Regions from separate parts of the Homo sapiens genome. Here region 1 is linked to region 2. The links are chromatin loops, found by intact Hi-C in ENCODE. Cell type or tissue: heart left ventricle. All regions are shown on one strand. Links, peaks and the distances in the headings refer to the core of each region. The heading gives the core; the rest is flanking DNA.

Region 1 (16,862 bases), core at 5,334-13,333, 60 kb after region 2:
GGGACTACAGGCGCCCACCACCATGCCCGGCTAATTTTTTGTATTTTTAGTAGAGATGGGGTTTCACTGTGTTAGCCAGGATGGTCTCGATCTCCTGACCTCGTGATCCGCCAGCCTCAGCCTCTCAAAGTGCTGGGATTACAGGCGTGAGCCACCGCGCCAGGCCCATAGTTATATTTAATAATGTTTTTGCATAGAGTGGCTAGCACCACAGGTGAATATTTCCCGTGCTTGATTTTATTAATTGCACGCACTCCAGTAGAACATATTTCCAGTGGGGCATCTCCACAACTGGATGGACATAGGAAACCTGGTTCACAACATTCAGGCTAACTCAGTGAAAAGAACTACACAATAATTTGTCACATTTCTTCCACAATGATGATGGTGTGAGATATCTTCCCGAAAACTTCTGAGAAGGGGGCCAGCTCTGAAATATCTAAAGCTTTGTTTTGGAATTTTCTGTTTGTCTGTTTTTAGTTTTCCATAAAAAGCAAAGCTGTGGGCTCTTAAAAATTTTCAAGGTGGGGGTGCGGCTGTATTCTCTAGCACTGGTTTGCAGTGGTTAATAAGTAACTATGTGGCTTCAAGTAATCTATGCACACAGTAGATGGAAGAAAATAATCCCTTTCCCATAAAAAACAGGTTATTTAAATTCAAATGAATCAGTATGGAGTACTTGACACCACAGGGTTTGACCACCTCCGTGGCTGTAAATGAAAAGAAGGACTTTTCGAAGAATTTGAATCAGGTACAAAATAAAAGATGCCAGTTGTTTATAGAAGCTGGCAATTAAGAAAATGTATGAGGGTAAACAGAAGAAAGTAACTTCTTGACAACTTCCTTGGACTTTAATTCTTTGGCATTTACTTTATCTTTGTCAGAGCCAGGCAGGGGGCCAGCATAACTTCTGCAGACTTCTCATCACCCAGAAGACAGGCGCAGTATGAATTACTTGGATGTTTCAGTCTGACAGAAATAACCAGAATCCAAAGCTTCATAATGTAAAAAGAAAAAAAAAACTCTATTCTAGAAACCAATGGCCTGGAAGGTCAACTTTGGTTCAAAAAATAACAACCTCAGAGCACAAGATTTTACACTTAAAAAAAAAAAAGGAAAAAAAGCAAATATTAATATAAAGGTTATAGTCAGTTCCTGCTGAATTATACTGTGGGTTTCACTTCATTAGAATCATCAAACCTTTACTGCATGCACATATGATAAGCGCTGTGCTGGACCCTGAAATGAAAAATGTTATCCAGCGGATGTCTAATGATGGGACATCCTCTCTTCACACATTAGTAGTACAAGTTATAACCCAGGCATATTCTCTGTCATCAAAGGGCTTAAAGTGTATGTCTTTATATGTGACTTGTGTGTGTAGGTATTGAGAGAGTAAGACAGGTAAATATGAAACAAACATAATACAAATTTATAAATGCTAGAAGCATTTATAACATATATAATACATAATATATTATCTAAATCTATTGGGGATAACATATATAATAAATATTTCAGGTACTAATGGCATAATAAGAGCTATGAAAGCACAAAGAATGAATTAAGAAAAACTTCATATAGGAGGTACATTTTAACTGCACTTAGAAAGGTACGTACAATTATGCCAGTTGAAGAAACAGTGGGAGAGAAGGTTTTGCTCAGACATCTTTGTGTACATATATATAAATAAAGGATGATAATGATGCCTTCTCTAGACCTATCGTTACAATCATCACCAAATTAATATTTCTTATAAAACAACTGATAATTAATATTGGGCCATAATGTATTCAATGAAATATAAACAACAAAGGCAAGCATGCATCAAATCCTAGGCACATCAGACTACGATTATCTAGGTATTTCAATAGATCAGTGCGGTAGAAATGTTTTCAAAATTAAGTTTGATGATCAAAATTTTGTCCTGTGTAAATTTTCCAAGATTAATTCCATTAGCCTATTCACTCATTTCTGCGTTTATTTAAAACATCTTTATTAAACACCTATAGATAGTCAGGTAGCCATTAGATCATAAATTCCTTGAGGATGCATTATGTACTCATTAAATGTTCGTAGATGACTTGCAGATGAGAGCTCACATCTAGTCTGTGACACAGTTGGTTCAGTAACCTCTGTCATAGAGATGTGAACAGTATTTGGGGGCTAAAGCGGATCCTACTAGGCTTTCTAGCATTTATTACCCAAATTGGTGTGAATGTACAGTGAAATGATTTCCATATGCAGAAAATACTACATGCACCTCTTTAGTTGTATGAGTATTCATTAATATTAATTACATCTACCATTTACTGGGCACTTACCATGTGATAGTTATGGTGCTTAGTACTTAGCATACTTCAATTCATTCTCACAATAATGCCATAAAGTAGGAATTATTAGCCCCTTTTACAGATGAAGAAAATGAGGCCTAGAAACCTTAGGTAACTTACCCAAGGTAACATAGCTAGTAAAAACAGGAACTAGATTATGAACAAGATCTTACTGCCTACAAAACCTATGCTCTTATACCCAAGTCATCTTATTTGGCACTTTTGATTATAAGCACTTGAGAATAGAGGTCATTTAGAATGCTAATGCGTATTAATACTAAAAAGGAACTTGGAGATGCATAGAAGAAGAAACCCCCTTCATAGAAGAAGAAACAGGCTGGTTCTGATACCTTGATTACCAAAGGCTGATTTTACCACTAGTGCAAAGGGCACCTGCATTCTAGGGTGTTTGTATCATAGTTAAATGGATTCAGAATGAATGCTAGTGCTTCCCAGTCTAATACAGAGATGCAAGTAGATAAAATTTGTGCGAGAAATTGAAATCTAAGGGGAAGACTGTAGCTTCTTGACTTTCATTTTATTTCATTTTTCTCTATTGTATCCGTTATAGTTTGGATGTTTGTCTCCTCCGCATCTCATGTTGAAATTTGATACCCAATGTTGGAGGTGGGGGCTGGTGGGAAGTGTTTGGAGCATTAGGTTGGATCGCTCATGCACTGCTGGGTGCCTTCCTTTTGGTAATTAGTGAGTTCTCATTCTTAGTTCTTGCTAGAACTGGTTATTGAAAAGAGCTTGGCATACCTCCCTCAACCCCCGCCCTGTCTCGCTCACTCTGGCTTTCTCTCTCTCTCCTTCTCTCTCTCTCTATATATACATGTGTGTGTATATATATATATATCTCACACACACAGACACACAATGTCAAGCCCTCACCAGAAGCAGATGCTCCTGTCATGCTTCTTGTACAGCCTGCAGAACCATGAGCCAAATAAAAATTTTTTTCTTTATAAATCATTCAGCCTCAAGTATTCCCTTATAACAACACAAAGACAGTGCCACAGTGCCTCATTTCTGAGTAATTATGATTTATTATTTTTTTTCTAAAGCAACAAAATGAATAAAATGTGAATTTTTACAAATGACATATAGGGTTTTCCTCGATTTCTCCTCCAATGATTCAGGTATAAAGCTTCCAAGTACTTAAGCTATATAAGCTTTGAATTGGGGCCATTTTTCTTTGCAGGTTTGTTCTTTGTTTTCTTCCTGGATCTTGAGTACTGCCATGCACTCAGAAGTTCCACAAACCTTAGAGCTCTTGAATATGACCATTAAGGATTCTCTGATGAAAGGAACATACGACTAATTCCCTAGTAACAGTTTCTTTATAGAGTGTCACCATGTACAAATATCCCATTTTCAAAAAGGTGGTAATAGACCATTAAAATGAACTATGATACTCAGCAGAAAATATTTGTTTTTATATAATGGGACCAACTCAGCATCCTACAGAATAAAGCCCCATGAGGTAGATATTATTAGTGAAGGAGAAAGGCTGTGTAATGAATAGGATGGAGAGAAACTCATGAATTAAACAAAGAAACCCAAAGGTTTGATTTCAGTGTGTTGATGAATTAGGTGTTAATGCATAAAGCTACTCATAGTGGCTATGATTTGTGTGTTTTGTAACATGTTTTTAAACAGGAAAATCAAGGTACTGCATTTTCAAAGGGGAAGTTATGCAAAAATGTATTTTCTGTAACTCTTTATTTGATAGGTTTGCTGTCTACTGGAACTGGCCTGCAGCAAAATAGTGAGGTGGTCAGATCTTGTCTTTGGCCCATTTTGTGCTTTGATTCCTCTGAGACTGCCTGTGGCATGGCCCTGAAGGCATGCTTTATGCCTGCAATCCTGGTTCTAAGGAAGGATTCCAGGGAAAATCACAGAGCCACACTAATTCTACCCTTCCATCAACACATCTCCAAACTCAGACCTGCTCTTAAAGCTGCTCAGAAATCCTAGAGATGACTCTAGGAAGTTCCCTTGTCTCATGTTCCTTCAGAAACTATTCCAAATTCCACCACCTTCTTTGAGTCCATAATATAATCTCTCTCTTTCAGAGAGTAAATACAAGGTACCAAGAAAGAACCCTTTCAGCTTCCAGTTGATGTGTACTCTAGTAGCCTCTATTCCAAAACTAATGTACCCCATGAGCTGAAAATTACATCTATTCATTCCATCTCCTCAGAAATATACCTCTTTCCTCTATTTTAACTTTTTCCTCTGAAGCTGCTCCAAAAGTCTGCCTACATTTGTTTAATCCATTCTTTACCTTTCATTCTTTCTTTCTCCCACTACAATTGAACTCTCCTCCCTCATTACTCCACTGAAACCACCCATGTGGAAGTCACCAATGACTTCCTAATTACCAAATGAAAAGAACCTTCTCTCTCTTTCGTTGTAGGTATTAGAGATGTGGGAGTTTTGGCCTGAGACTAGACATTTTCATTACTGACTTGAGACTATTATGGAGAAATTGGACATCTTAATTACTGAATTGAGATCATTATTTACAGTTAAAAGGCTCAAAAAACTTGAGCCAACTGGAGTAGTCATACAAAGCCAAGAATAGTGAGAAGGTAGGAGAATCTTGTTTATTTTGTTTACACTGATGAAGTGACAGACACAGAGGGATTAAGAAATTTCCCAATATCCTATATCAGGTAAGTAGCAGATCTTGACTTTGAAGTCAGAGAGCTATGCTCCTTCTTGCTTAACCTCTCATTAAATTGCTATTCATAGTCTCTTATGATGTTACTTTTTCAATAATATGCTTCAGAGGCTCTCCCAATAAGTATATACTGATCACAGTATTTAAGAGATGAACTATATTTTATTGTGTTAATATGCTGTAATGGATTTTACCATAACAGAAAAGTTATAATAAACTTTCCTGTATGTGTGTGTGTGTGTGTGTGTGTGTATATATATATATATATATATATATATAAAATTTTTGTGCATTTGTTGAAGTACCGTTTGCATGGTAAAATTTCTGGAAATGGAATTGCTAAGTCTCAAGGATCTGTGCTTTTTAAAAAGTGATGGATACTTTCAAAATGCCCTCCAGAGATGCTGTACCTTTTTTTTTCTGAAAGCAAACATTATCTTACTTGACCTTTCTGAGCTATTTGACTTTGTTGACTCCTTCATTCATCAATCTATTCATTTTCATGATACCGTTACCTTCCAGTTGATATCTAACTCTGCCTGATCTTTCTCCATCTTCTTTAGAGCATCCTCTCCCTTCATCTCCCCTTTAAACACTGGGTTTTCTCAGGCTCACTCCTTTTCTTTTCATCTATAAGTTCTTCCCAAGTGATTTCATCATACTTATTGTTCCAACTATAAGAGTTAAACTGCACTCCATATCGTCTTAGAAAATCTTAGCCTTTTCCTGTTGTTATGTAGTATTTTTGTACTTTTGGACCAATTAATTATGTTAATGGGGGAGAACTCAGTGATACTCTTCATACTAAGATGTTCAGATCCAGATCCAGAAAACTTTTCAGAGTTCACAGGAAGATGCTATGTGTCTTGAGACAAATAAAAATAGAAGCTTTCAAAGCCATAAAGAGAGCAAAGGTCACTCCTCTTCTGTCTCCGGGTGAATTTCACACTGCTTGAGATGGTCACAGGTTGTTGGAATCCAAAATCAGGTGAAGCCATTGGTATTGGAAAACAGACTATGGCTTTTGAATTATTATGTTGATATGATGGCATTTGTAACTAATGAGGCATTGGGAAATGTGTTAATGGGAAAAGGGATTTTTGTGACTTGTATAATCTATGGGAAAATGTAACCTTGGAGACTGGACTAGAGACATCTATAACTTTGCTTCCATAACACCAGTAGGCACCATGAAAGGTGAAAACTCTGTGATCCAGTTCAGCATCAAACTTTTTCATATATTCTAAGACCCCAAAGAGTCATGAGTACCAATATACAGATTTTAATGCCAGTAATAATGAAGTGGTCAGAATTATTGGAAGGCGGAGGAGGTACATTGGGAGATGAAGAATATCACTGTAAATATATGAGGAAAGACTAGATAATATAGCAGGAGAGTTTTAGAGGGAAGAGAGGAAAAAAATAGGCTTGTCTGGAAGAATGATAGCCAGATGATTATGAAAGAAGCTATAAAACCTAAGCAAGAAGCATGAAATATTTGAATACATGAAGAATGTTCTGTGTTCCTGGAAGAGTAAATATTGTAAACGTGTCACTTCTTTCCAAAGTTTGTCATAACTTTGATGCAAAACTAAGTTAGACATTTGTGTGTGTGCCTGTTTGTGTGTGTGTGTTTCTTTTTCTCGAGTTTTGTAATAGTCTAATGAGAAATAATAGTAGAGGAATGGAAGATATACAAGAGTTATTTAAGAGATAGATTTATATCAATGATTGGTTATTGATTAGGTGTATGGGCTATGGGAGGAAATTTAGGGTAACGCACACCCTTCTGTCTTGAGAGATTGGTTGGATCATTGTGGCATTCACTGTCACAGACCAAACAGGAGCAGGATCATGTTTAAAGAAGAAGGCAATGAAATCAGCTTTTGACATTTGAAATCAAACTGTTTATGGAATGTGTAAGGAAAGATTTTTTTCAATAGCTTTGGGATAAGATCTAAAGTCAAGAAGATAGGTCTGGGCTAAGTTTATTGATTTGGACATTAGCATATAAAAATAGACATGCCAAGAAAAATAAAATTAATTATCATGTTTAATACTTACTGAATACCAGGGACCAGGCTCAACTGCTATAGGTATTATTTCATTTAAACCTTTTAACTATTATTGTTAGACCCATCTTACAGATGAGAAAATTAAACCTTAAGTTATTAAGTGACTTACCCAATGCACAGAGTTAGCAAGAGGAAGAACCTGGATATAAATCTAGGCACTCCAAATCTAAAGTCAGTGTGTTTCACAAGATAGTGCAGGACAATGGTGAGGTACAATAGAATCCAATATTGGAGGTTTTTTTTTTTTTTTTTTAGATGGAGTCTGGCTCTGTTGCCCAGGCTAGAGTGCAGTGGCGTGATCTCAACTCACTGCAACCTCTACCTCCCGGGTCCAAGTGATTCCTGCCTCAGCCTCCTGAGTAGCTGGGATTACAGGCATGCGTCATCACGCCCGGATAATTTTTGTATTTTTAGTAGAGACAGGATTTCACCATGTTGGCCAGACTGGTCTCCCACTCCTGACCTCAAGTGATCTTCCTGCCTGGGCCTCCCAAAGGGCTGGAATTACAAGCGTGAGCCACTGCACCTTGCCCAATATTAGATTTTTAATAATTAAAGTAGATGTGATTCCAGACTTGACAGATGTAGAAAGAAATTCAGAGCAGTTTCAATTCTAACTGAAGGCTCTTTCAAAAAGATCTAACTTACATTAAACTGAAATGATTTTCCTGGTAACTTCCACCCAATGCCTACCTTGAAATCCCTGCAATCAACAGAGCAAGACCAAAGTCTCCTTACATAGTCAGTTATTTGAAACCAGTAAGTAATGAGTTTCCATATTCCTGCCTCCAGTAATGACTCCCCTGTTACCTCAGCATCGTCTATCCTTTATTTAAACATCCTCACTTCTTCAGATAGTCTCTTACATGGTCACCTTGAACTGCCCTCACATGTGCCAGCTCCTGTTTGAGTATTTATCTTGCACTATCATGACAGAAGCAGACACATTATGCATCAAGAGTGATGATCCTGCTCCCTAAGTGATAATTCCACCAGTATATGTTCAAGTCCTCCTAACTTATGGGATATTACAGCAAATATTTCCACCTGGGTCTCAGGAAAATGTCTCCTGCTCCTCTCAGTGTCAGGCATTCTCTTGGCTCTTTCATGCAATAACAGGATGGGGCATAGTGAGGAAGAGGACAGAGGAATTAGTAGCTTATTGTCTCTTCTAGCCTTTCTTGGGAGAGGCATTTGGCATCTCCATCACTCCAGAATTCTAAGGCATTCCTGCAGAAAAGATCTTTAGCCTTAGGTACCTCATGCAAATTCAGTGTTGGTTATAACTCAGCTTTTCTGTTTGTAGATGACCAAGTGTATAAGACTGAATGCTTTCTTAATAGAATATGAAGTGGTGTCTTATAACATTAATATTACATTATATAGTACTCACAAGCCACACCATGAACCTGAGGACCCTCTTTTCTGAAGATCCAAAAGCTTTCTTCTCCATTGCCACCACAAGCAATTCACCCATGGAACTTCTTTGTAACCCCCATATCCTCCTTGAAGTGAAGATTTTTGTGACACTCACCTCATCCCATCTCTCACTGAATCTTGAAGATTATCAGATTTGTCTAATTTCTTCTCACTTATTATAAACTCTGTGAGGGCAGGGGCTATGGATAACTTACCTTTAAATGCCCTACATCATCTAAAGCATTCATAAATGTTTTCTTAAAGAATTGCAGTCTACCATTGATCACTTTCCTGGGGGGAGGGACTATTTTTCACCTGCTAACTATGCCAGTCTTTGATCCCTACTTTCTTATCTGTAATTGGGAATAAAATAGTAGCTTCTTCACAGGATCATTAGTAGGATATAATCAAATAATGAATGGTACATAATAAATCTTGCCTATAGTCACCATTTAGTAAGTCCTGTCATTTATACCATTTTTCCAACTGTATTAAAGGACGTGCTGTTCTGAATTGTAATATTTATTCACTTCTCTCTCTAGCTGGCTGGTATGTTCAATATCGGGGCCTGGATCTTACTTACTTTTGAACATGGCACAAATGTTTGTTGGATGCAAAGCTACCTCACACCAAGCCTTTGCTTCATCACATTCATTCCCTTACTTTAGTAGTGTGTGCTGGCATGAAGTTCAGAGGCAAGAGTTTGCTGACACTCCTCTGCTGGGACCCCGATGTAGCTCTGGTTTCAGCAGACTTCTTACCACTCTCTTCCTCTCCATCTTTTGTCCTCAGCAGACCACCTGTCTCATTAAAGACCAGAGCTTTGGGAAACTCACTTTTTTCTATCCTGATTTATTTAAACAGAAGCCTCCTTGAGACAAAAACGTATCTAAATGTTTTATAGCATTTCTGAATTTCTGTTTCTCTTAATTGAAGTTCCATGTGTAATGTGTAGATAAACATTTTTTCCCTAGAAAAATGAAAATGCTGACCAGCTGTGAATCTTTGATATATGAAAGGCTCTGATCTGCCCTGTGTATTGTACCCATCATCAATAGGTTTGCAGGGCAATTTAACCATTCTATTTCCTCCCGTCCCATTCCAATCTCCTTTCATTTCATATTTCACAAAAACTGGAAACATAAGCAGAACATTGACCTATAATCCAGCTACTCAATTTCTACAGAGCGGCAAAAGCCTCAAGAGAATGCAAACATACTTTGACTCCATATGCTTTAATGTTGAGCAGCCTGCTTGGGGTTGTCCAATGGCACAAATAATCCTTAATCTCCTTCGAGCCAAGAGTTAAATGTTTCTCTTATCCTGAGTGATTTACTAGAGAACAGAGCAGAAAATAAACGTAATGGGCTACACCATCTATTTCTTAAGCAAAAAAAATACTAAGTCACAGAGAAAAGAAATATTCAGAAGAAAGGGCCCAGATCTGGAGAGATGGAGCTCACCAGAAGAAAGAACATCAGGAATGAAAGCCAGAAGATCTGGGTGTGACTCTTGGCTTTGTCTTGTCATTCTGTGACCATGAGCAATTCAAAATCTCTCTAAACCTCTTTATCCTCATCTGTAAAATGATGACCAAACTGTACTTTGTTTTTTTTTGTTTGTTTTTTTTTTTTTTCATGGAGTGGTTGTGAGAATTAAACATATGTGCAAGTGCTTGTAAATAGCAGGAAACTATGCAAATGTTACTCTTAATTTCTATCAGGGGGCCTTTTCATCCACCCATGCAAATGTTTCATTAGCCTGTGCTCAAGTATTCTGAATGGCATTCTGCCAGTTCATTTCCATTCACTAAAACAATCAACATTCCAGTAGAATATTGATCTGGGCCTCAGAGTAGAAAGCAAGACTAATTTATTCATGACTTAGTAACAGAGACAAAGAAAAGATGTGTTACCTTAGGTCAATTTTCATTATGTACAAGAAAGACAAAGGAACCGTACAGACACCATTAACAACAAACCTCACAGCACAAAACCTCTGCATGGAAAGAAACCCAGTCCTGCTAGAGAGAGGACTGTTGTTTCACATGGCATGCATCGACAGGTTGGAATCATGATGCATTCAGTTCCAATTTATCATCAGTAGCAAATAAACTCTTCCATGTGTATAACCAGTCCAATCTTTCTGAAGTATTCAGAAATATATCCAACATCTGTTCACTTCTCTGAAAAGACATCCATTCGATTCACTTGAGCCATGGAAACAAAAATCACCATATAAAACATAGGTCTGCTTGCTAAAAAGGCTACTCAGTATATTAAAAATGTGAATCAGCAAAACAATATAATACACTGAAATTTTAGAAAAACTTTATCATACGAAGAGTATAGCCAAATGTAGTGGAAGAGAAATATAAGTTAAATATAGTAGCAGGGAGGAAAGAAAAATACTCTGGGCTAGATGTCATAAATCTAATATTCTGCAACTATGTTTGGGATCATGAAAAGTCTCTTGACTCTACTCTGTCCCATTTCCTTAATTGTGAAAGAGTATAGTTGAATTTAAACAATCTGGACCATAATGGAAACAGAGAGATCACAGTTCAAATCTCCATCCTAGCACTCACTAACGAAGTCACCTTAGGAAAAAATCTCTAAATAATTAGAACCCTGGTATCTTCATCTGTTAAAGGGACATAAGATTATCTCTCTCAAAAAATTGTAATAGGGAGTGGAAAAAAATGCATTTAAAATACCTGGAGCACAGTAGGTATTTGAACTATTTTAATTCTCTACCCCCCAACAAGTTTATATTTCTGTTTATTGTGTTAGGATCAGTTCAAACTAATAGTTTTGTTTGTAATAATTGCTATTTATTGAGCACCAACTCTGTGCCAGGTGTTATCTTTATCCTTAACCTTAACAACGATTCTTTAAGTAGTCATTATTGTCCCCATTTACCATATGACAAAACTGAAGGCCAGAAGGATTAAGAATCTTTCCTAGGATCACACAGCTAGTAAAGCCTAAAGCAGATATTAAAACCTGATATGACTGTTTTAATGTGCTAATCCATCTCCCAACAGACCTGTAATAACAATGATAATCATAGTAATAATAAAAATAAACCTATTTTAATCTAATGGCCAAAAAGTTCACAACAGTGATCCTTTAGAGCACTGCAGCTTACTGAACTCAACTAAAAATGTGTGAGATAATCAAGCAATGGCAAACAGGGGCTTTGATGGAATGACTACAGACAGAAATGCTGTAAGGAGCCATAGAAAAGAGCAAAGAGCCATAGCCATGGGACTGGCAAGCCTGCCTCCCTGCCCCTAGAACATTCTTTTTATGAGACCAGCTCTATGGCCTACACATTGGACCAGAAGTCCTCAACCCTTTTGACACCAGGAAACAGTTTTGTGGAAGACATATTTTTTTCACGAATGAGAAGGGTGGGGAGACAGATTCAGGATGAAACTGTTCCACCTCAGATCATCAGGCATTAGATTCTCATAAGAAGTACACAACCTAGATCCCTCACATGCACAGTTCACAATAGGTTTCCTGCTCCTATGAGAATCTAATGCCGTTGTTAATCTGACAGGAAGTAGAGCTCAGGCAGTAATACTCAGTCACCTGCTGCTCTCCTCCTGCTGTGTGTCTTAATTCTTAACAGGCTACAGGCCAGTACCATTAGGCCACACTCAACTGCAGGATCTGCTTCCAATACTGCTCGCAGTCAAAATTTAATATAGTTGTTTATTGTCTAGCATTGCAGCAAAGGCTGCTAATTAACCTCCAATAAACGGTCATTCCTTTTTCCTTAGAGGACTGCCCCACACCCTCCTCTCGACCTTTTTAGTTGGGCATATAACCATATATAATAAAGATGACATTTCTCTGCCTTCTTGGAAGCTTTGGTATAGCAATCTGACTTATTTCTGGACAATGTAATTTAAGTAAACATGTGCTGTGTAGGAACAATTCCAAAATGGGGAATACAGTGGGTGGCTTATTTACTGCTGCTTCTTTCTCCCTTCTTCCTTCCTTCTTACTTTCTATAGGATAAAATGTATACACGATGATTTAATTTTGAAATGCCATCTTGGATGGGAGATGAACTATTTATGTTGAGGGTAATTTGAGTGACCAGATAGAAGGATCGTGGGTCCCTGATTATCATGGAACTACCAACCTTGATCAGAATCCTTCTTTCTAGGTTCATTTAAGTGAGTGATATAGATGAAATGTTTGTATCCCTGCCAAATTTCATATGTTGAAATCTAACCCCTAGTGTGATGGCGTTAGAAGGTGGGGCGTTTGAGCAGTGATTAGGTCATGAGGCTGGAATTCTCGTGAATGGGATTTATGCCCTTATAAAAGAAACTGTAGAGGGCTCCTGATATGGTTTGAATGCTTGTCCCCTCTAAATCTCATGTTGAAATGTGATCCCCAATGCTAAAGGTAGGGTCTGGTGGGAGGTGTTACAGTCATGGAGGCAGATTCCTCATGAATGATTTGGTGATCTCCCCATGGTAATGAGTTAGTTCTCACTCTATTAGTTCATACAAGAGTTGGTTGTTTAAAAGAGTCGGCACTTCCTCACCTCTCTCTTGCTCTCTCTCTGGCCATGTGACACACCCACTCCTCTTTTGCCTTCCACCACGATTAAAAGCTTTCTAAGCCCTCACCATAGGCCAGCACATGCTGGTGCCATGTTTGTACAGCCTGCTGAACTATAAGCCAAGTAACCCTCTTTTATTTATAAATTATCCAGCCTCAGATATTCCTTTATAGCAATGCACACTGGACTAACACAGCTCCCTAACCTCTTCCAGCATGTGAGATTACATCAAGAAGATGGCCATCTATGAATCAGGAACTGAGCCCTCACTAAACATCAAATCTGTTGGCGCCTTGATCTTGGAATTCCAAGCTCCCATAACTGTGAGAAATAAATTTCTGTGGTTTATAAGCCACTTAGTCTATAGTATTCTGTTATCACAGCCTGAATAAGCTAAGACAATGAGAAAGGAACTTCTTTCTTTTTACTTCAAGTATTCTGTCACTCACAGACAAATTTAATTCTAACTGACAAAAATATCAAGTCCAACTTGTAGGTAGCCTCAATCTAATTGTGTATCTTCTGGGTGGAGCTTTGTATTTTTTTTCAACACTTTTTAAAATTTGAAGTCCTGTCTGTCCCTGGACCCTCTCTCTAAAGTGTGGGCTCTCTATTCTGCCCCTCAATTCCCACTAGGTCTGCTATAATGCCTTTTCAAGACTCCTTTCAGTTTGCTCTAGGTCTAGACTGGAATGTCATCCTCTTAATATATCTCTTGACTACCAATAAACTTCTGGATCCAAAATCTCTTGATGTTTTCCAGATATCTAGAGATGCTAGAAGCTCTACTATCTCTTTGGGGCATGACAGTGCTTTTATGATTATCTGGAGCAAGAAACAAAACTTACATGCAGATATCACAGATCCTAAGAATAAAAAGGGTGAAATCAAGTAAGTTACTGAATGACTATCCTTCACTCTTTTTCCAAATTTCTCACCCTGGGAATTATCATTTGGATGTTGATTTTCAATAATGTCTCTATAAGATGCTAAACCAACTATGAGGTATATGAGGGCCCACAGTTCATATAAGACCACCCTCCTTTCTGATATCAATTGCAAGTTTGGGGGATTCCCAAGGTTACCTTCAACTTTTATCATTCACTAGAAAGACTCACAGAACTCAGTGAAAGCTGTTATATTCACGACTACAGTTTATTAAAGGAAAAAAATAGACATTAAAATCAGCCAAAGAAAGGTGTCCATTGGGCAAGGTCCAGAAGAGGTGCCAAACATGGGGCTTCTGTCTTCTACTCATGGAGTCATGAGCACATTACTCTCCTGGCATTGATGTCTGACAACATGCACAAAATATTACCAACCAGGAAAGCTCACTTGAGCCTTAGTGCTCAGAGTTTTTACTGGGGCTCCATCACATACTGTTCATAAGGCTGAAATTTAGTCTCCAGTCCATCTGGAGACAGAATTGATACCACATGATCCAAAACCCCCATTAAAAATCACAGTGTTAGACGATCCAATGGCAAAAACCCCAGGCAAACAAAGGCATTCCTACCAGGCATCATATTCTAAGAATCCAAAGATTACCTCCCAGGAACTGAGTGTAAAGGTCAGACTTCTGTTAGGATAATGTTAAATTCTTCATTACACAGCATTCCTCTTAACTCCCAGGATCCTGGATTTGACATTGACAATTCCGATATTTCACTGGGTACCCTGACACTTCATTTGCTCTGGCAAAACATGTGCTGTACTATGGTTTGTGCTATTTTTGGTATCTGCATCACCATAATGGTGTGTCTTATCTCTATAACCTTCTGAGGACTGGTCTGATACCTCTTTTAAGGAAGTAAATATGATGGGCAGACCAACCTGACCCAGAGTAGAAATGCTAGAATCTGAGGCAGGGCAGTAGAGAGATGCTTTTGTCCAGGCCTAAAGAAAATAACCCTCAGTTTGAACTAGACTATGATGGAACATGCTGTAAAAGAAGGAAAATCTACATCCCACACCAGCCTTTGATTTACGCATTTTCATATGAAAGCCATTTCATCAGCAGTGTTGAATATGAAGAGATATATAAATATACACATTGACCCAAGCAATAGGAAGTACACTGCAAATGCAGATCTCACTCCTTCTGACAAAGGCAAGGTGACTAAGTGGGCCTATTTCTTTCTGTGACTTCCTGAATCTATGATTTAAATGAAATTGATGCCACAAAATGTTTCATCGCATGTTATAAATAAACTCTCTGGCCTGAAGGACTCAACTTCAAGTTGTACATTTTTATAAAGAATACATTACAGTTTAATGTGGGAGTGGGAGGATCTAATTCAATTCAAGCAGTGATGATTAATTAAAGTTAGTGTGCAAAATTTGTTTATGATCTACAGATATAAAATAAAATTTTATGACTTTGTTACCATATACGCCCCCTCTCTCCAGGTAAAGTCACCTGCAATTTCTTCATACAGAAAAAAATGCCAAGGCATAATGCTTATTTGTAATCATGCCTTTGCAGGTAGTTTTGTTTTGTTTTGTTTTGTTTTAACTGCATGGTCTAGAGATGTTGTGAGATGGTTTCTTGGCTTAAGGGCACTTGAATAAAAATGAAGGCTGAAAGCATCAGAAGTATTTGCCTTGTAGAATGGATTACAAAGTCTCAAATGTAGCAATATAATGTAGCTGAGAACCAGGTTATCTATCTGGGTTCTATCTCTGTATATCATCGTGGGGACCCATTTTATCCTCTGAACAACAGCTTCCTCAATTATAAAGTTGAAATAGACCTAATGCTCACATCTTCAGGGATTATAAATATGATATGTTTGTAAAGTGCATCTTAAAACTATAGAGTGACATGAGAATGTTAATTGCTATTATGTGTACTTTTCAGTGAAAATTTATCATCACTTAATAATTCACTATGGACCAAGAGCTGAAGTACAAGCCAGGGATATAAGAGCAACTAAGACATGATCTGTCTCTTTGAGTTCCTCACAATTCAGTATATTTGTGTCTGTAAGTCAGGTGGGGGAAATGGTGTTGAGGGAGGGAGATTCAGAGATTCAGAGAGACTGAGAGAGATGTCCCTCATTCACTTTCCAGAATATAGAAATAACTTGGCAGGACTTAGCAAAGTCCTTGATCATTAAAGATGTTCAATATAAATGTTTATATATTGACCACGTAATGCAGATCCAGAGACAACTCATCTCAAGTTTCCTTAAAGAAGCACAAGACATACTGAATTAACGGTAACAAGACAGGGAGTAAAATCTCACCTGGACAAAATGCATCTGCCCCTCCCCCATGCATGTTTTAGCTTTAATTTTTTTCTCTGTAATTTCTCTAGTTTAGAAAGGGTCAGCTTGTACTAGGGAACCACAAATGGAAACACATGTGACATGATAATATGGAAGTAGAGGGCCAGCTCCTCTCACATCATCCTGGTTTCCATAACCATTCATTCAGATGTCAGTATCAGATCATCAGTACTTAGAGTCAGTTTCTTTGTAAATCTTTTTTTTTTTTTTTTTTTTGAGATGGAGTTTCACTCTTGTTGCCCAGGCTGGAGTGCAATGGTACAATCTCTGCCTCCCAGGTTCAAATGATTCTCCTGCCTCAGCCTCCCAAGTAGCTGGGATTATAGGCACATGCCACCATGCCCAGCTAATGTTGTATTTTTACTAGAGATGGATTTCTCCATGTTGGTCAGGCTGGTCTCGAACTCCCGACCTCAGGTGATCGGCCCACCTCAGCCTCCTAAAGTCCTGGGATTACAGTCATGAACCA
Region 2 (16,862 bases), core at 3,344-11,343:
GAGAAGTACATATCCAGGTGACAACTTTTTGTCTGTGCAATTTGAGAGGAAAAATCCCTTTCAGCTATTGTGATTAGAAAGTAGCAGAAGGAACTTGAGTTACAGAGCCAGAAAATCCCAAATTTATTTTCTTTGGCTTATGTGTCTGGCTTTAACTGAGAAAGGATCTGAGTCTTTTTGCCACTGATTATGTTCATTTCTCTCCCTCATAGGTATTTTGTGGGAGAACTTCTGATGAAAAGAAGGTACCCAAGACTGCTCTCATTCCATCATTATATCTGACATCTCTGTTACACATTCCCATGACCCCTGAGCCAAAATTTATTTATTATCATTTTTTACTATTAAAACAGTAAATCAAGCTTCATGATGTATGTAGCCTACTATATAAATGTTTTTCTGTCATGACTTTAATTTTTTTCTCATGAACGTTTATTTTCACAAATGAAATAATATATTTATTCTTGACAATATTTAGATGTGTTTTTCTGGTTTTTAAAAAGGCGGTTCTGGCATTTAAAAGTCCCCAGTGCATCTGATGGCAGACTTGCTCCAAGCTCCTAACATCACTTAGTGGGCAGGTTTATTCCTTGGTCAGATTCACTCCTGCAGTGATCGGCAAAATACTCCTAGAATTTAGCTTTCACTCCTATGAATCTAAAGAACTCCATGAAAACCTTGCTCATTATATTATGCAGTCCATGCTATTTAGCTCTATTCTTACTGGTTTTAAAAAAATAATCAATTGCATTTTTGTAAAGAAATTGGTATTATTTTTCTCAGGAGCCCCACTACTTCATGCCTCCTTACAGCTCACCTGAACCATGGTGATCATAACTGGATTTGGCTTTCAATCACTCCTCTTTTCAGTGCACTTCCTATTACGATAGCATCACTCCTCTGCTTAACAAGCCCAAACATTTTAGGATGACCTACATAGCTGTGTGCTTTGTGAATGCCATGGCCCCAGCATCATTCCTCTTCATTCCTGCCACACACACTGTTCTAGGCTCACCAAATTTATTGACATTCCCTAAATATGCCTCACTATTCTGCCTCTCCATTCAACTAACATTTGCTGAGCTCCTACTATGTGCCAAACACTGGAGATACAGAGAATAAGAAGATGCAGTTTGACTCCGCAATCCATGCTGTCTCCCAGGTTTAGAATAACCCTCTAGCAACTCCTACTAATCTTCCAAAAACTACTCACACATCATCTTCTTTTCAGCCCCACCCCCAAACACCTCATTTGCACAATGAATCATCATTCTTTTGTATTCTTAGTGTTTCTATGATGGTGGCAAGATAATTAGAATTTGGGTTTGCATTACTAAATTTTTTCTTACTCCCCAATTCCAAACAGATAGCTATGATTTATCCCTTGTCTCTGGATTCTGACAAGGCTCAGGACACACTCAACCTAAGTTTACGGACTCTGAAGCCCTTTTGTCAGAGGCATTTGAACCAGAGCAGCTCCATTTTGAATACAGGCTGGCTAAAATGAGGCTAAGACCTGCTGCGCTGCATTCCCAGTAAGTTAAAGCATTCTAAGTCACAGGATAAGATAGGAGGTTGGCACAAGATACAGGTCATAAAGACCTTGCTGATAAGACAGGTTGCAATAAAGAAGCCGGCCAAAACCCATCAAAACCAAGATGGTAAACTTTTTCTAGCATATGTGAAAAAAAAAAAAAAACAAAATATGGGCAAGCAGCAGCCTTTGGGGCTGCTTTGTCTATGAAGCAGCCATTCTTTTATTCCTCTACTTTCTTAATAAACTTGCTTTTACTTTACTCTATGGACTCGCCCTGAATTCTTTCTTGCCTGAGATCAAAGAACCCTCTCTTGGGGTCTGGATTGGGACCCCTTTCTGGTAACATCTTTCTGGTGACCACAGAAGGGACAATAGTGAGGAAACCCCTGACCCAAAGACTAACTCCAGGTAAGTGGTGGGGTCTGGTAACACTTTCAAAGTACTATTCTAGGTATCCTGACTTTGGAGAGGGAGTGGAGAGGTTGTGGCTGAAGGGTTGAAGGTAAAGAAGAAAGAGAGAATGTCTTTGAGATGCTGGAAAGTGAGTAGGGGAGGCTGCAGGAGCTTGAGATGAAAATAAATGTCTGTGAGTCTGGAGAGATAGCAAATCTGGAGAAATATTTGAGAGTTGCCTGTGGAGAAGTCAACACCTAGAGAATGGGATTCTCAGCTTTGCTAATGATTTCTACACCCTAAGTGTATCAGAAAAGCAAGAAGGCATGAGACCATAGAGTTTTAAGCAATGCACTTCTGTCTCCATGAAAATCAGTGTAAGGTATTGATCAGTCAGTCACTCTAGAAGCTCAATCCTGTGAAAAGTCATTAATGTGAAAAATGCTCACAACTTTTCACAGTACTAGGGGTGGGAGGAGGAGAACAAATCCCTTATAACTAGAAGTCTAGAATTCTCCTAGAGAATATTGAGGGTTAAACATTAAAAAAAAGAAATTTTAAAAAATGTTATACTTAATGCAAACCTAATCTTTTGTCTTGAGTCTTATCAATTACACATTCTTCTATTATAACATGCATCAATATGTTCTATAATTATATATTTACCTGTCCCTCTGTTTGCCAGAAGTTTTGAGGACAGGGGTCATGTCTTAATCATCTCTGTCACCTCCGGCTATGGCACAAGATTTTTCATACTGAAAGAACTCAATGTTTATGAGACAATTGTCCCAAATCACCAAATATACATGGAAATAAACTACCAAGACGGAATTTATTTTAAAACTCATTTCTTACAATACATTTCCCTTGAAGTGTTTCCTCATACTTCCATACACATGTGCAAGGCAAATACTGCAGTCTTTTCTAACTGGAGTGTACCACCTATGTTTAATATTTGTATAGAGTCAAAGTTCTACTAAGCATGGATATGCACTTTGGAAATGTTCATCTTTAAATATTATCTGAGAAAACGGGAAATAACATGACATGTCAACTTGTATAATCAATGTCCTACCCTGTTGGAAGGGCAATAGTAAGCATCTAGGTTTGCATTTACACTTGCTGTCACACATAACAATCACTGTAGGGCAAATAGTAATTAGTGTGTAATGAACAGTGTCCAAATGGGATCAGCTCCTGAATTACCATTTAAATGTGGTAATGGCAGAAAACTTGCCACAATTATTGCTGCTCAGCAAGCCCCAAGAGATCCCATTCTTCTCCAAAGTCTTAGGATATTTAGCACATTTCTTTCTTAGTGTTCTTAAACTGTTGGCTATGCTTGGCACGTTTTTTCTCCCAAGTAAATAAGCTCTGAGATTAGGAGACATAACTTTAGCTTTTAAAATTCCTGACAGCGCCTTCATGCTTTGTAATAGGCAGGCACTCAATAAACACACAATTGTTAATTAATCTGACAGTATCTAGAGTAACAAAACTGTAAATTACATCTTGTAAATATTTACTTTCTATCTTCTAGGGGTGAGAGATAATGGCTCGTAGGGGAAAATAGAAAATAAAGATCTAATTCCAAACACTATGATTTAAGTCAATGGTAAAGTGCTATAGTCTAACATATGAAGGTGTTCCTTACCTTCATATTGCTGTTGCATTTACTCAATAGATGCTGCATCTCTCCCTACCCAACAGATGCTCTGGACTATATAGCTGTGAATAATGCAGAAGTTCACCTCTCATAGAGCACGCAAACTTTTGAAGGAGGATATTGATATACTGATTAACCAAATAATAACAGAAATTTAAAGCCTACGATGGGTGATGGGGCACATCTATGAGATCTGGGCCTGTTCCTAAGAGGTGCAAATTGGGAAGAAAATGATGGGACAAATCAAAAATGCAAACTGGATTATGCAGCTCTCTGATTCAAAGACTGCTATACTTCCTTATTTCTCTCACAATAGAGTCCACCTTACTTAGTGCCACACAAAAGTTTCTAGTATGAAGGTCCTGCTCCAATGTTATCTTTCATCCTCTGCTCCCTCCTATTAGTAGCTCTGATGTATTGCTGCAATTACCTTAACGACCATACTGTCATACTCCATGCTGTTGTCATGTTCATACTCCTGCCCCCACCCTAAAGTTTTGTTATAAACACTGCTATATATGTGTCTCTCTGTGTGTGTGTGTGTGTGTGTGTGTGTGTGTGTGCGCGTCTTTCTCCACTACATAATATTGATCAGGGAAAATACAAAAGACCATGCCTTGTTTTTTTTTTTTTGTTTTGTTTGTTTGTTTGTTTGTTTCCCTCAGCACTTAGAAGAAAGAAAGAACTAACAGTCAGGTGCAGTGGCTCATGCCTGTAATCCCAGGACTTTGGGAGGCAGAGGTGAGAGGATCACTTGGGGTCAGGAGTTTGAGACCAACCTGGTCAACATGAGAAAACCCTGTTTCTACTAAAAATACAAAAATTTGCTGATGGCAAATGCCTGTAATCTCAGCTACTGGGGAGGTTGAGGAAGGATAATCACTTGAACCCGGGAGGTGGAGGTTGCAGTGAGTTAAGATCATGCCACTGCACTCCAGCCTAGGCAACAGAGCAAGACTCCATCTCAAAAAAATTAAAAAAATAAAAATAATAATAAAAAAGAAAGAACTAACAGCTTGAGGTACTGGGTGATGATTCCCAACTTTGCTACACTTAGAATTACCTGGGAAGCATTTACAACTCCTGATACCCAGTTTGCATCCGCAATCAAATCAGAATCTCTGTGGGGGTAGGACCCAAGGAGCAGGGATTTTATTATTTTTAAAATTTATTTTTTTGGAGACAGTCTTGCTCTGTCACCCAGGCTAGAGTGCAGTGGCATGATCTTGGCTAATTGCAACCTCTGCTTCCTGGGTTTAAGCCATCCTCTCACCTCAGCCTCCTGAGTAGCTGGGACCATAGGCATGAGCCATCACGCCAGGCTGATTTTTGTATTTTTTGTAGAGATGGGTTCTTGCCATGTTGCCCAGGCTGGTCTTGAACTCCTGAGCTCAAACAATCTGCCCCTACCTCTGCCTCCCAAAGTGCTGAGATTACAGGAGTGAACCACGGCACCCAGCCAAGTCGGCAGGAATTTTAGAGCTCACCGGTTGGTTGCTAAGTGTAATCAAGACTGAGATCCATTAATTTAAGGGTTCAATTACTTATGGGGACATTTGTGAGTATTGTTGAAAGTATATGATGTGGGCAATAAGCCAGAACTCACTGAATTAAAGTATGAGCAATGAGAAAGCAAAAAGAAACAAGTGTTAGACCAGTAGTATGCTAGTCTCTTGAGAGTCTAGGTAATACCATTTAGGACACAGGCATGGGCAAAGACTTCATGACTAAAACACCAAAAGCAATGGCAACAAAAACCGAAATTGACAAATGGGATCTAATTAAACCAAAGAGCTTCTACACAGCAAAAGAAACTATCATCAGAGTGAACAGGCAAACTACAGAATGGGAGAAATTTTTTGCAATCTATCCATCTGACAAAGGGCTAATATCCAGAATCTACAAGGAACTTAAACAAATTTACAAGAAAAAAAGAAATAACCCCATCAGAAAGTGGGCAAAGTATATGAACAGACACTTCTTGAAAGAAGACATTTATGTGGCCGACAAACATGAAAAAAAGCTCATCATCACTGGTCATGAGAGAAAGGCAAATCAAAACCCCAATGAGATACCATCTCATGCCAGTTAGAATAGTGATCATTAAAAAGTCAGGAAACAGGCCAGTAACAGGATTACAGGCCTGTAATCCCAGCACTTTGGGAGGCCAAGGCGAGTGGATCACAAGGTCAGGAGAGCAAGACCATTCTGGCTAACACGGTGAAACCCTGTCTCTACTAAAAAAAAAAAAAAAAAAAAAAAAAAAAAAAAAAAAAAAGTTGGGCATGGTGGTGGGCACCTGTAGTCCCAGCTCCTCGGGAGGGTGAGGCAGGAGAATCACTTGAACCCAGGAGATGGAGGTTGCAGTGAGCCAAGATCGTGCCACTGCACTCCAGCCTGGGCAACAGAGCGAGACTCCATCTCCAAAAAAAAAAAAAAGTCAGGAAACAACAGATGCTGGAGAGGATGTGGAGAAATAGGGACACTTTTACACTGTTGGTGGCAGTGTAAATTAGTTCAAACATTGTGGAAGATAGAGTGGTGATTCTTCAAGGATCTAGAACCAGAAATACCATTTGACCGCCAATCCCATTACTGGATATATACCCAAAGGATTATAAATCATTCTACTATGAAGACACAGGCACACGTATGTATATTGCAGCACTGTTCACAACAGCAAAGACTTGGGACCAACCCAAATGCCCATCAATGATAGACTAGAAAAAGAAAATGTGCACATATACACCATGGAATACTATGCAGCCATAAAAAAGGATGAGTTTATGTCCTTTGTGTGCAGGGACATGGATGAAACTGGAAACCATCATTCTCAGCAAACTAACACAGGACTAGAAAACCAAACACCACATGTTCTCATTCATAAGTGGGAGCTGAACAATGAGAACACATGGACACAGGGAGGGGAACATCACACATCAGGGCCTGTCAGGGGTTGGGAGGCTAGGGAAGTGATAGCATTAGCAGAAATACCTAATGTAGACGACGGGTTGATGGCTGCAGCAAACCACCATGGCACGAGTATATCTATGTAATAAACGTGCAGGTTCTGCACATGTATCCCAGAACTTAAAGTATTATAATTTAAAAAAAGAAAAAGAAAAAAGAGATTCTCTCTATAGCCAATTATGTTAGGAAACATGCCCCATCTTTGATAGCATTAGCATATTGAAGACTGAGCAATTATTCAACAAAGAAACCTGTTTAACATTACCTAATTGAATATTTTCTAAATTTATTTGTCTTCAGAACACTACTTTTCCCATCTAACACCTATTAATTTTCCCAAGAAATGCCAATACATTTTTTTTAATTTCAAGAAATTACATGAGAATGGCAGTGCAAATAATGATGTATCTTAGAGGAAGGAAAGAATGGTTGAGAGAAGACTTTATATCCTTAGAATAGGAAATAATTGGTCACATTTGTAGAATGAAAAGAATGAAACATAGGGGAGGGAGGAATTGAAGATGCTGTAACAAGCAATGATCTGATTTCTTTAGCCCTGGTAAGAAATGCACAGTTAAACTGTGGGTGGATTTTCTTTTCTCAAGCCTCTCTTCTCCATTGATGACCTCACAGAGTCCAGAAGACAAGGGAACATGGACTGGCATTCTAATGTAACATTCATTCATGCCTCAACATTTATTGAGCATCTTCTATGTGTCTCGTCTAGACAATAGAGGTGACTATTCCATTTGGAATGCCAACAAAAGCCTCACCCAAAAAATGAAACTTAAATTGGTTTTTCAAAAGTGAGTGGATAATTCACTAGGAAGAAAAAGAAGAATATGAAAGACAGAAGAAAGCATGAGAAAACAACAATGAAAGAACAAAGTAGCAGTCCAAAAAATTGTGACTGAAATACGGATGGGACTGGTAGAACATGAGGCTGGAAAATTAGACTAGGCCACACATATACAAAAACTTTAAATGGCATGCAAAACAAACAGTTTGGGATTTATGAGGTATAAAATAGGAAAAGACATGCTATATTTGTCTTACAGAAAAATCACTTTGACAGCAGTGTGAGTGATAAACTGGAGACCTGCCACAGAGGGACTAGTTTAGAGCCTACTGCAATTATGGAACTGTTGCAGGTTTCCATGGATACAACTGGGTATAAAGTATTATTTAGTAACAGAGCCTGAAACATCATGTGATCATTACTGGTTTAAAGCAAACCTCCTACCTCAGGATTTGGGCACCTTTCCAAAATATAAACTCAGCATTTATATCAACTGCTGCTATGAAAGTTATTTGGGATCATGTAGATGACCTTTCATGCAAAAAGTAGATCACAAAATGTAGGTCGTTGAAAAAATTACAGCAGCACTTTGTAAAATGGAGATTTGAGAAGATACTCATTTTATATTTATTTTGGGGGTCTCATACCTATCTTGAATATATAGTTATGGTAGAAAAAGTTCTATTTCTGAAGCACAGTGGTGTGATCTCTGTTCATTGTAACCTCCACCTCCCAGGCTCAAGCGATCCTCCTACCTTTGCCTCCAGACTAACTGGGACTAAAGGTGCGTGCCACCATGCTGGGCTAATTTTTGTATTATTTTGAGATTTGGAGAGATAGGGTTTTGCTATGTTGCCCAGGATTGTCTCAAACTCTTGGGCTCAAGTGATCCACCCACCTCTGCCTCCCAAAGTGCTGAGATTACAGGCATGAGCCACTGCACCTGGCCTGGCAATAGTACCTTAATGAAAGACTTAGTCATTGTCAGAGCTACCTCATAAAAAGGTAAATTTCCTTTTTCTAAAAAAAAAAAAAAGCTTATTTGTTGCATATTGAAATAAGCATTCAAGCAACTGAACCTTGTATGAGATCCAGTGGGAGAGTCTACAGACACCAGGAACTTCCTGGCTCTGCACAGACAGATTTTGCGGAGAAAACACAATCTTGCTCTCAAGGTAGTGAAGCTTTCATAGGTTATTACTGTTTCATTTCTTCCGGAAGTTGTTTCAAGCTTTATTTAAGATTGGCTGAAAAAAGCTTACTATGATTCCTTTAACCATAAATAAAGCATAAAAGAAGAAATATCACAAAATCATCCAAATACTGCAGATGCTTTCTTGGTTTTAAAGTCACAGATTGAAAACTGGTTTTAAAGCAGGAGGTATAAGCATTTGATGCTCTGATTATTTTTTACTTTAAAGAAATAATTGGAGTTTTAGAAGACTTGAACTCTACAGCATAGAGAAACCAACAAAACCAACCTAATAAAAATATTGCATCTTAAAGGTAAGAGCTAAAGGAATATTAATGTGGAAAAAATAGGAGCCACTCTGAAGAATCTGACTTAAATCACATAGGAGAAAAAATATTTTTTCCACATTAACACCTAGCATTAGCTAATTTTAAGGAAAAAAGAAAACATTTATTAGGCAACTTACAAACTTCTCTCATCAGCTGAAAGAATTATCAGACTTACTCTGTTGAAATTTCTTTCCTTCTTTTCTCTGTCTCTCTCTCTCTCTCTCTCTCTCTCTCTTTCTCTTGACGGAGCTTTGCTCTTATCACCCAGGTTGGAGTGCAGTGGTGCAATCTTGGCTCACTGCAACCTCTGCCTCCCAGGTACAAGCAATTCTCCTGCCTCAGCCTCCTAAGTAGTTGGGATTACAGGTGTGTGTCACCATGCCCAGATAATTTTCTTTTTTTTTTTTTTTTTTTTAGTAGTAGAGACGGGGTTTCGACACGTTGGCCAGGCTCCTCTCGAACTTCTGACCTCAGGTGATCTGCTCACCTCGGTCTCCCAAAGTGCTGGGATTATAGGCTTGAGCTATTGCACCCAGCCTACTCTGTTGAAATTTCTAGAGGAAGAATGGAATTTCAGTGGCAAATACCAGCTCAAGGTAATGAAGGCATTTCTAACAATTAGCACTATCTCTAGATGGACTATGCAGCATTTGAGAGGGTGTATGTAGTCATTTGTGGGTGGTACTCTGGCAGAAGCTAAGAGACCATCATGCGTTTGCCACAGGAAGCATATGGGTGAACTAGATGACCTCTAAATTACTTTTGATTTTGGAATTACATATTATCAATGAAAACGAAACTGAGGTTGAACTGTTAACTTAATTGTACGAAATATATCACTTTCCAAATCCTTATATCAAAATACTATTTCTAAAAGACTTACTATGTTATGCATCAGGCACTATGCTAGGCATAGGGGATTCAGCAATGATAATGACAGAATGAATCTACTGTGGCCAGACTCAGTGACTCACACCTGTAATCCCAGCAATTTGGGAAGCTAAGGCGGGCGGATCACCTGAGGTCAGGAGTTCAAGACTAGCCTGGCCAAAATGGGGAAACCCCATCTCTACTAAAAATACAAAATTAGTCAGGTGTGGTTTCTCATGCCTGTAATCCTAGCTACTTGGGAGGCTGAGGCAGGAGAATTGCTTGAACCTAGGAGGCAGAGGTTGCAGTAAGCCGAGATTGCGCCACTGCACTCCAGCCTGGATGACAGATCGAGACTCTGTCTCAAAAAAAGAAAAAAGAAAAAAAAATGAATGAATCTCTTACGCTTATGGAGCTTTAGAGTCTAACTGCGAAGACAGCAAAGTAAGCATTAATTACAAGGAGGGATAATGATAGAGGAAGTACTTGTATTTCTCCTCCTTATGACCACTATTATTATTAGACAGACTATTTTTTTTCCAAAAAGTTGATACTGTTCTCAAAAGCACTCTGTTTCTACAAATGCTAGAATCCAAAAATTATGTCAAAATGTCTTTTTAACATGAGAACAATGATGTCAATGATGGGTGAAATGATAATGAGTAGAGGAAGATGAAAGCATACATATATTCTTCCAGTCTCTGGTTTTCATATTATTTGTAAGGCATGGATGCTTTTCAAGAGAAAGGCTAAGATGATATGGCAGTGGCAACCATGAACCATTAAAGCAGCAGTTAGAGTTACTAGATGTAAATAAAGAAAAATCTATCTCCAAAAGCTTGCTTTGAACTTTATAATGGGTGGATTGCACTGATATCATCTGAATCCATTGATCAATTACAGCATCAGTAAAAGTAGGACAAGAAGGCATCATTTGCCTTCAGTAGGAAGTATGGAGCACCATCTATGAAGTATTCTTGCCATTTGAAACCATAACAACAACAAAATCCATTTAATGTAATCAGGCCTGTACTCCTAATTAGCAAATTACAGGAACAAGGACAGGTGAAAAGAGAACAAATTAAATGATACCATGAGAATAGTGCTTAATCAATCTATGTTTTTCTTTTCATATTATTAAAACTCCAATAAGGTAACTATTACTGTGCATTTTCACAAATAATGAGACCAAAGCTCAGAAGGCTTTATTAAGATATCCAAAGTTGCAGAGTAACAAGCTAAGATAAGGTTTGGGGAGTACTGTACCTAAATTCACAGGATGTGTTTTGCACTGGGCCTCACTGCCCCAAGAGAGATTATTTCATCCACTCTCATTTTACTGCAGCACAGAAGGACTAAGCCCTTTGCTCAGAAACCACCAACTAGTACTTGCAGGATCTAGGTGTAGATTACAGGTTCCTTAATTCCAAATTCAGTGCTCCTCTGTCCCTACAAATTATAAATTTGGGCAACCCTTGATGCCCAAGCTGCAATATGGATCAGTTAAATCAGATTCTTTGAGGGTTGGATTAAGAAACCACTATTTTCTAAAGTACCCAAGGTGGCTCCACTTTGCAGCTAAGGTTGAAACACTGGTGTTATGATGCTTATTTCCCTAATCCAACTCAGCTATTTTACATTTTATCTAATCCTATTCATCACTAAATTCTGAGAATTTCTTCCCAGGTACCACGCTTATCTAAACTATATTGAAAATATCAGTGTATGAAAGGAATTCCACCTCCTCTGATAATATTTTAGTTACTATGTTTGTTAAAATCATATAACAGGCCAGGCACAGTGACTCATGCCTGTAATCCCAGCACTCTAGGAGGCCAGGGCAGAAGGATTGCTTGAGCCCAGTAAGTTTGATACCAGCCTGGAAAACACAGGGAGACCCATCTATGAAAAAAGAAAAACATTAAAAAAAAAAAAATTTAGCCGGGCATGGTGTCACATACATGTGGTCCCAACTACCTGGGAGGCTGAAGGGGAAGGATTGCTTGGGCTTTGGAGGCCCTGGAGGCTGCATTAAGCCACGATCACATCACTGCACTTCAGCCTGGGTGGCAGAGTGAGACCCTGCCTCTAAAAATAAAACAAATCTTGGCCAGGCACAGTGTCACATGCCTGTAATTGCAGCACTTTGGGAGGCAAAGGTGGGTAGATCACCTGAGGTCAGGAGTTCGAGACCAGCCTGGACAACATGGTGAAACCCCATCTCTACTAAAAATACAAAATTTAGCCGGGCATGATGGTGCATGCCTGTAATTCCAGCTACTCAGGAGGCTGAGGCAGGAGAATCATTCGAGCCCGGGAGGCAGAGGTTGCAGTGAGCCAAGATCATGCCATTGCACAGCAGCTGGGGTGACAAAGCAAGACTCCATCTCAAATGATAATAATAATAATATGATAAATCAGATCTCAGGACATTAACTGAGCCTTGTTTTACGAGGGACTATGAAAACTGTGTCATATGTCAGCATCCATAAGCGGTGCTCCCTCTTCTACTTCTGCTTTCACAGTACAGACCCATCTAGGCAGAATCAGCTTTCTCCAGGCATGTTGGGTCATTCTCTTCTTTCTTGCTTTAGTGCCTTGTTTTTGTGAAGAGCTGAGCAGAAACTGCCCCTCTGGGTAGACTCATCTAGGACTTACTCTTTCTATTTTAAATGCTTTGTGTCTAAATTTGAATGGTGTATTCATACATCTTAGTTCATGAAGAAGGAAATAGGATGCCTATTTTACACCTACAGGCTTAAGCCATATGGATTTCTCAGCTTTTACCAGAGCTGTGTTTTGGGAGCATTTAGTATTCAGGTATAAAGTGGTACTCTGAGGCCAATTTAGCTTCTATGCCTTATGTATACATTCCGTAATTAGAAATTCCAAGGGAAGCCAGCAGTGGGGCTCACATCTGTAATCCCAACACTTTAGGAGGCAGAGGCAGGCAGATCGCTTGAGCCCAGGAGTTCAAGATCAGCCAGGGTAACATGGCAAAACCCCATCTCTACAAATGGTACAAAAATTAGCCAGGTATAGTGGTGCACACTTGTAGTCCCAGCTACTTGGGAGGCTGAGGTAGGAAGATCACCTGAGCCCTGCGAGGCTGAGGCTGCAGTGAATCCTGATGGCTGAGGTAGGAAGATCACCTGAGCCCTGCGAGGCTGAGGCTGCAGTGAATCCTGATGGAGCCACTGCATTCCAGCCTGGGCCACAGAGTGACACCTTGAAAAAAAAAAAGTAAGAAGGAAGGAAGGAAGGAAAGAAAGAGAAAGAAAGAAAGAAGGAAAGAAAGAAAGAAGGAAAGAAAGAAAGAAAGAAAGAAAGAAAGAAAGAAAGAAAGAAAGAAAGAAAGAAAGAAAGAAAGAGAAAGAAAGACAGAAAAGCAAGCAAGCAAGCAGGCAGGCAGGCGGCAGGCCGGACACAGGGAGGAGTATGAATGTCAGGGCAAAAATAGGGCATTTCTGAGTCCCTAGCCATCATACCATCAATGAAGAAAATAAATTTCAACCTAAACCCTAAACATTTATTATTATTAACTTGTATTGGTAGTTTTTTAATCACTTACATGACAGATTCCACCCTTCCCCTATTCTCTCCACAATACTGTGGGGACAGCAGAAATATTCGACAGATTATTAAATCCAGGATTATTGAGGCTAAGTAACTTGTTCTGTAACACAAGCTGGTTATGAGGATATGACTAGAATCTATCTGCCTTCAAATATAATGCTCTTTTAACATACCTTGTTTATTTTTTCAAATTCATTCTTCAGGAATTTAAAAAGGGAATTTATCATGTATAAATATAACTGCAGTATTTAGTGTCAAGACCTCACTGCTTAACAAAACCAGAACTTTATTCCTCTTATAGGATAGCATTTTTGGGTATTTCTTGGATAACAACAGTAAACTTTGTATACCAAAGAAATCTGCGAAATGAAACTATGAATTATCACTATTAATTAAAAAATGAGAAAAAGAAGGAAATAATTGCCTTTTACAACTTATCCCTCAAAACTGGTACATGGTAGGTGTCCAAGGAATGTTTAGATAATTGCTATAGAAGTTCAAATGCTCAAAGGATAAATGGCTTAACACAAGGTAAAAATAAAAGCTTACAGTAGAGAATAATTATATTTGACTAATTAAAATATGAACTTTGCTCACTTCATTGTGTTTGGATTATATGTATAAAGGTAGTGATCTAGCTATGCTGAAGCTATCTCTACTCTGTTATTTTTATGTAGAAGATTGTACACAGGTAACCCGCATATATTATCAAGCAAGAATAAGGAGAAATTATATTTGGTGTTGACAGGTTATTCTGGAAGCTGTAGTGATACATTTGCCACTGAAAGAATTGTTTTGAAACACACACACACACACGCACTCATGCACATACAGAGAATATTGCTCTTCATTATTGACACATTTTTTCCAATAATAAAGATAGGCATCAACATGTAATTAAGAAGCATTAGGAAAAATACCCGTGGAAACTACAATTGTGAGAAAAATTAGTACATTTTCTGGAAAGAAATGCAGTGCTTCCATGTATCATCTAAGAGCTTTAATCCAACAATCATTTCATCTCCAGTAATTTATTCTAAGTAATCAAAAGACAAGACAGGCAATTTTGCATAAATATGTTGAAGAGAGCATGACTTATGACAGTGAGAAACTGGAAATTACCTAAATATCCAACAATACAAAATGACAGGATTTGGTATCTCGGTAGAATTGAATCTTAATCACCTACTAAAATGTTTTTAAAGAATATATAGTGACAAAATAATTACACGTGATGATGTTAAATGAAAGATCCAAAGAAAATATGCCTACATTTTGACAATGTTTATGTAAGTAAATTTAAAAAATATATTTCAGTTTTTACACAATTGTAGTTTACAAATTTTCTTGAATAATCATGACTATAGATAGAATATTGGGAGAACATATTATTTATTAATATTGCTAAAGGTCTGTGGTAGAAAATAGACTGAATTCGTGGTTAGAAAACCTGAGCCCCAAATGAATACACTTGAGGGTTCATCTTTGTGATCACAAGCCAATTATTTAACATTTGGGGTCTCAGTTTACCCTTTTGTTAAAAGAGTAGCATAAATTCCAGAGGTCTAGAATTCAAATATTTTCAGAGGTCCATCAGATAATATAAAAGCATCAGGAAACTCAGATTCAGACATTCATTCAATGAAGAAATATTGACTGCTTATTAGATGTCAGGCTCTGTGCTGGACACTGGGAATACAGTAGTGGGAGAAATAGAGGTGGCTAGCTGCTTATATTGTGATCAAATCTTAATATTTTCCTAGAGATGGAGAAGTAGGGTAGGACACAGTAAAATAGCTGCAATAAAATCAATACTTTGCATGCAGTGTCTCAGTTTATTCTCTAAACAACTCTAAGAAATACCTATTATTTTCTCCATTTCTCCATTCTACTGGTGAAAAAAAAAATAGGGAATTTAACTGACTTGCCCAATTTCATAAAGGTATTAAGTAACAGAAAGACATAAAGTAATTATATTAAATAATGAAAACTTTGTGATATTAAACAATTCACTCAATCTTTCTATCAGTTTCTAAATAAGAAAGAGACAAAAGCTTGAGTAGATTTCCATTAAGCTTTCCTTTCAATTCATAAACACTATGATTCTATTTTCAATCTAAATTTAGCTCTGTAAACCATATACCAGTGATCCCATCTACATATATTAAAACAACCTATTTTCCTATTATCACCAAAAAGCAAGTGTAATTTGATTTTGCTTTTATGTCCCTTTAAGGATGCAGTGGGAGAAATAGAGTGATCACCTTGGGGCTCTGGAATATTCTCATTTGGAGTCTACTTTTGATTTTGCAAAAAGTCAGCTTCCTCAATATGTTATCAGCTCTGCAGAAGATCTTAAAAGTCTGCTGACAATTGTCACCTCAAACATTAATTCATTCAGTGTTTCTTCACAACAGAGAATTACTGTTGCTGAGTTAAATTAAATGAAAAAAAGAAAAAGTGTAAAACAATTTAAAAGAAACTAAAACTCAAACTAAATGATAGACATGAATTAGATAATGTTCTTCTCTGATTGCATTGGTGAAATTAGAAAATTCTAATTTAGAATCAAAGTCCAGCTTATCTTTGAAGGAAATAGAATAGAATAAAATACTGAAAAATGAATAGCTAGCATAAAAGCCTAGGTCAAATGTAACATCAATCGAGCATCTTCTTTTAGTCTTCTACTGAGAATTAATTGCTCTGTTCATGGTTCTCCTAGAGGACATTATAAATGCTTTAGAAGGCTTATTAGTCTGTCCTGAACTCGTTTATGTAACTGTCTCTACCAATAAATATTGAGCTATTAAAGGGCTGTGGCCAGGTTATTTATATCTCTATGCACCCGGATCATGATGGTCTGAACATAGCAGACATTCCATATATATTTCTAAATGAAAAAATGAATAATTCAAATAAAATTACATTTTTCTATTGAAATGTGACTTTTCCTCTACTTGAATATGACCTAGAGCAAGCCATTTACCTCTAGATCTCAATTTGCTCATCTGTAGAAGCAGGTATGCATCTGCATCACCTCTAACATAAAGTTTTAGATGTGAAAGGATGCAATCAATCTAAGAGCCATTTAGGATAACTGTGGAAGAAAAAAGATAAAAGACAATTCTTAGGGGTCAACAATAGGTTCAAAACTAGTCACTCATCCTCTTAATGGCTTCATTTTCCTAGTTCTCAATCTCTGAACCTGAGTCATCTTTGACTCTCACTCTTTCTCATTCTTCTTTGTTACCAAGATCTATCTTCTTAGTTCTCACAATATATCTTATCTCATGTATTGGTTTATGACAAGATTATCCAATTCAGTCATTTTATAAACATTTATTGAACACCTACTATCTGCCAGACACTGTGCTAGGTATTGTGGGTACTCTGATGAACTCAGTGGCTTCAGCCTCTGCTCCCATGGAGCTTATATTCTAGTAGGATCTAAAAACAAACAAATATTCAATAATACACAATGATTAGTTTTTGACATGGAAAAATGGCACCTATCACATGCTGGAATAAGG

What was found. Peaks named below come from ENCODE experiments on the same cell type or tissue, not always from the same donor. Only the 100,000 strongest peaks of a DNase experiment are listed, where the experiment ranks them.
Region 1: it touches region 2 in a loop (3-fold over the local background); 2 of 110 quality-filtered maps call a loop at or near these places.

The regions. Positions count from the first base shown.
Region 1 is chr11:84,645,601-84,662,462 of GRCh38, forward strand. All of the region lies in intron 6 of DLG2 (discs large MAGUK scaffold protein 2), which reads right to left. Among named protein-coding and RNA genes, the nearest start is that of DLG2, 970 kb to the right of the region's middle. In heart left ventricle, for the core only: no CTCF peak of the experiment used is centred there; no DNase peak of the experiment used is centred there.
Region 2 is chr11:84,587,099-84,603,960 of GRCh38, forward strand. The region is part of intron 6 of DLG2 (discs large MAGUK scaffold protein 2); the gene reads right to left. LOC105369416 (a long non-coding RNA gene) reads left to right here and starts at 7,854. Exons shown (of 4, transcript XR_007062820.1): 1 at 7,854-7,924; 2 at 8,787-8,871. In heart left ventricle, for the core only: no CTCF peak of the experiment used is centred there; no DNase peak of the experiment used is centred there.